2 separate regions of the Mus musculus genome follow, and region 1 is linked to region 2. The links are chromatin loops, found by intact Hi-C in ENCODE. Cell type or tissue: left cerebral cortex. All regions are shown on one strand. Region 1 overlaps Otogl (otogelin-like). Region 2 has its middle 5.0 kb from the start of Otogl.

Region 1 (2,500 bases), 100 kb before region 2:
AAATAACCTGAATTACACACTTATTTTTAGAAAATAAATTTTAACACCAGTCCTCAGAAAATTAGATCAATTGTAGAAGAAAAAGCTTTTCTAAATTTGTCATTCAATTCCTGGACTATTTGTGTTTTATTCATGGTATAAATTGTTCAAAGAGTTTTATCTGAAAAATATATGATATAATATTGCAGCAATATTCATTAAAGCATCACATACCTTGATTATAATATTCACAGTCAAGGGCTAAAAAAAAGGAAAGTAGATATTAAATTGCATATAAATTAAATATTATTTATATTAGTATTGCAACACAGGGACATTCATTTGTTAACTACATAAAATAATGGAGGATGATATCATTATTTAGAAACTTCCTACAAGCAAAGGCCATTGTGTGTGTGTGTGAGAGAGAAAGAGAGAGAGAGAGAGAGAGAGAGAGAGAGAGAGAGAGAGAGAGAGAGAATGTACACATACATGTATATATATGAGTGTGTGTGAGAGAGAGAGAGAGAGAGAGAGCACATATATGTATATGAGTGTGTGCATGTGTGTGTGTGTGTGTGTCTATGGTGTGTCTATGCGTGTGTTATAGCTGATGTTTTTTAAAAAGTCCCACTTATACCCTAGACCAGCTTTAAACTCACTGTTACCTCAGCTGATCTGGTACCAAGATACAAGTGTATCCAACGAGGTCTTGCTCAAAGGGTACTTTTTTTTTGAGATGATGTGTTTCAATGAAATAAGTCTCATGACATTATTTTAAAGGAAGACAGATGCTTGGCAAATTAGAAGCCAAGCACAGAAACTGTCCCAATTGTCATCGGTTCTTCAGATGACTAACCACCCACATAAGTAAATGAAATGATTAAGGAGTCAAATCGGAAAGGAAATCAAGATGAGCTTTGAAAAGAACCCCCTTATTATCTATCAGAAGGATAAAACCTCACAGGCATAAGAAGATTGGAATCATAAACAACTTCTGTGAGGATGGCACATAATTTATATTTGAGAAGTTGCAGGAACAGCAGCCAAACACAACAGAAAACTTAAAACGTTCTTTTCACTTTGACATATGATAGTTTGTGATTGTCAAAAGACTGAAATCTAGAAAACTAAAACTAATTATAGTTCCCCCGAGTTTCATGTCATTACTCCCCTGTAAAATAGCAATTAATTTGGATCTTTTTAAAAGCTGTCCCCTTAATGATGTCCTATGCAAGTACCCACCACAGACAGTGGGTGACCTCCAGTGAACAGGCACCCCTTCCTGGCAGCATTTGTAAGCGTATGCGGCCACACTGGTACATAGGCATTCACAGTCCCCACCCAGGTTACAGTTACACGTGTCTTCATGGCAGTTCTTGGCAAAAGAGGTGACGTCAATCTGCAAGTAAAAAGAAAGACATTATGATTCCAATAAGCACCGAGTGTGACTAAATTCAGACTTCTCTGAGAGAAGAGTAGCTGCACACATTTGTCACAAAGGCTGTCACCAGCATAACACCACCACCTACATAGTCCTTATTGTCTCGACCTACCTTGTTGCGAAAGAAAATGGAAAATGCCACCTCCAAGAACTAACAGAACAACAATAGCAGATTGCTTTTGGCATCTGCACTAGGGCAGATTTTGGAAACGCGCTGCTGCCTTGAATTATTGTTGGCATAATCCCCGTGCAGTAGAGGAGCTCGCTGTGTTCCTAAATGCTCGGTGCTTTGCTTTTCTTTCTTAGCCTCCCAAATGGCAATACGCTGTTGGTGTGTGAGTGGCTACGGGCGGCTTCCTTTAAATGTCTGATCTCCACCTAATCACTTGCTTTGCATTGCCCTTGTTAAATTACTGATGAAATTAGATAGAGGGTCTACAATGTGTCACAAAAGAAGAAGTTTTGTGTCAGTTAAAGGTGTTTTAGGTTGTGTGCCATTGCATGGGTTAATTTCTCAAGCAGCAGCAGGGAGAGGACCCTTAAAACTCTGTAGTTCTGGTCCAGAATGAACACCATCTTCTCTATCAAGGAACTGCTTCCCTAAGAAGCATTAAAATCTCAAAAGAGGGCCCCTTCAATAACCTGGATTCTAGCCTATCCGTGCGCTCTTAATGTAGCAAGCAGTCTTGGACTCCCTTAAAATTTCTAAAAGTTCTTGGTATTATGACAGAGCTATCACGTCAACGCTTACAGGTATTTAAAATAAAATTTATAAACCTGTTACTTGTTAACATAAATTACATATTGATTGAGCAAAGTTAAATTAGCAGGGAGAATGCAGTGCTTCACCGTTTGGCAGATGTCTTTAACATCTTCCTGCCGTCCATCCAACTGCTTTGCCATCTACGGTTGTACTATGTTCACTGTGGCTTGGTTTTGTTTAAAATGAAGAATGCTCTCCATGTACATAGAATTAGAAAGTCAACAGTGCTTAATATCTTTGAGGGGGGTAACAGTGATGATATTTTTTATGCTATATCCAAAAACTGTAGCTTCCTTCTTTTATTATTTTTAAAA
Region 2 (2,500 bases):
AATTACAGCTTTCCTTCTCAGCTTAGTTATGAGTGAAAATTATTCAAAACAAATAACTGAAAAGTTGCTTTTTTTTTAAAGAAAGCACATCAAAACAACTCCTCTTTGGAGCATATTACACAAATTATAAAACCAAACTATTCAGATTCCCCAGTGCCATGATTAGACGGTTTCCTATCATACTAAGATTCCAATTCAAATACCAGCAACCTAGCTTATGATGGTTGCCATTGTAACAACTGGATGGTGTCAAATGTCAGTTTGATCACAAAGTTGCTCTGAATTGGAAAGGTGGCTAGTGAATTGTCTTTGAAGATATGGCATTATCGAGATTTTTCAGCAGACCACAGATCAGCATGAAAATGACAGAGGAGACCAAGTTCTTCATTGTGACCTAAGAATCAAATAACAGTTGGTCAAACCCCCAAGAATCTACCCCTTATCTTAATGTGACCTCTTCCCTACTCTGGGCCTGAATTAGACTCTTACTAAGTTACATACAAAATTGTTATCATTATCTCCCAAAAGCTGCAGTGAGAATGCCCTAGTTCCCTTAGAAGCTTTTCTTCGGTCTTCTCTTCTAACAAGATAAGTTTATCAACTTTACTTAGAACACAGTGGCAGCTCTTTAACTGTGTTCAGGAATTCCCTAGGGAGCATATCAGATGCACAGATTCCCAGTTCATGTTTTCTGATTGAGTCTAAGGACATTAGACATCTATATTTTGATAATGAATAAATCTGACTTTACAAAAAGAGAATGCAAGACAAGTAGGGGAAAAGGTACATAGGAAAATTATAAATATAGTGATTTGAATTCCTCTGGAAAGCAAAGAAGTAGAATGTGAAGAAAACGAAGTAGGGAGAGTTAAAGCTGGGCATCCTTGCCCACTGCAGAGAAGCTGATTATCTGGGAAGATGGCATGGGCATGTTATTTTGCTTTCCTACTCTTTCTAGGTTCCTTATACAAAGCAGTTCCTCCCAGTCATTCACAGCCTTTGGTCCATTGGCAATATACCTACAAAACTCCCAACTGGATAGGTGTGGTATGCTGTTCTCTCTGGGAAAAGATGTCTGTGTCCTAATTCAAAGAACCTGGGAGATGAATCACACATGAAAGGTGCAGCTGTGCTTCCTAGAGTGGAAGATTATTCCACAGAATGCCAAGAGCCCAGTGTAGAGAGGATAAGTACTGAGAAAGAGTCAGAGTGAAATGCTTATGGAAGAAGAAGACAGCTTCCAGAAACTATAAGGGGCAAAGGAATGGATTTTCTTCTGGAGCTTCAGCCCTACTGGTGTATTGTTGTTAGCCAAGTGCAACAACAACCTCAGATTCCAGATCCATCACTTATATTTGTATTGTGTTAAGTCACTAAGTCAGTGATAACTGGTACAGTAACAAAAGAGCACTCACATTCTTTGTCCACCAGTACAGGCACTTAGTTCTCAATCAAATGAACACATGTCTCCTAGAGAGACAAAAGTTATTTGTTTTCCTAAGGTTATGGGTCCTGCCTTTGTAGTCCCAAACAGAATTAAAGATGGTAGCTATTATCATCCACATTTATGTTATTAAATGAGAAAACATAATCAGGAGTTTTGCAAAGAGAAATAGAATGAGGCAGTTGCTCTGAAAGGAGCAAAGAAACAACTGATTTCATGACATCTATCCAATAACTTACATTTAACTTGGACTAACTTGATTAGTATTTTTGTTGCTGGTGACAACATAGCTGTTGTATAGCACAATTCTTAGAAGAGATGAATGAATGTCTATTCATCCTAGATAGGAAATCAATAACAAGTAAGTACTCAACCAAAGTCTAACTTGGTAAACCAATGATCTTACTAAAGTTACTTATAAGAGTATGGGTAATAGGTTACTTACACAAAGAGAAATGACTAGAAGACATCACCAAAAGCCCACCTCAGCATCAGTGGAAACTCATGAAAGATGGATCTCTGAAACTCATTGCATAGCTTGCAGACAGCCCAAGAAGTCAGAGAGTTTGGGTTAGAGGCAATTCAGTTGGTCTGAATCTATCCCAAACAACTGAATTGGTTTGTTTTCCAGGCAACTTGGCTGGTTCAAACATCTTCTAAGAATCTGAGCTTGTCTGAAAAATGTTGTTTGGTAGTCCTATTTATATAAGCCTTCTGGAAGGGGAGGGAGCTAGTGAATCTGGTTGGTTTCAGGGACTTCCTGGGCCTTTGGAGTTGTTTACTTCCTGAGTTTTAGGAATGCTTTATCTCCCTAAAGGAAGGTATCCTGAGTCTTAACCAGCTTCTTTCAAGATGAATGTTTTATCTTTGGGGGGAAATTGCTACACAATAATAGCTTACAGAAAGAAGCTTATTTATGATGATTGGTTTTTATGTGTCAGTTTTGTGGGATAACAAGGTGTGTAGGTATTAGAACAAAGTGTTCTGAGTTTCTGGGTGACATTAGCATTAAATTAGTGGATTAAGCAAAGCACACTGTCCTGCCCAATACTGGTA

Evidence for each region. Peaks named below come from ENCODE experiments on the same cell type or tissue, not always from the same donor. Only the 100,000 strongest peaks of a DNase experiment are listed, where the experiment ranks them.
Region 1: it touches region 2 in a loop (5-fold over the local background); 14 of 42 quality-filtered maps call a loop at or near these places.

Annotation. Positions count from the first base shown.
Region 1 is chr10:107,812,689-107,815,188 of GRCm38, forward strand. It overlaps Otogl (otogelin-like), which reads right to left. Exons shown (of 58, transcript NM_001177567.2): 30 at 1,225-1,381; 31 at 214-240. Among named protein-coding and RNA genes, the nearest start is that of Ptprq, 94 kb to the left of the region's middle. In left cerebral cortex, no CTCF peak of the experiment used is centred here; a DNase peak (open chromatin) is centred at 1,564; H3K4me3 peaks cover 464 bases.
Region 2 is chr10:107,916,129-107,918,628 of GRCm38, forward strand. No RefSeq gene overlaps it. Among named protein-coding and RNA genes, the nearest start is that of Otogl, 5.0 kb to the left of the region's middle. In left cerebral cortex, no CTCF peak of the experiment used is centred here; no DNase peak of the experiment used is centred here.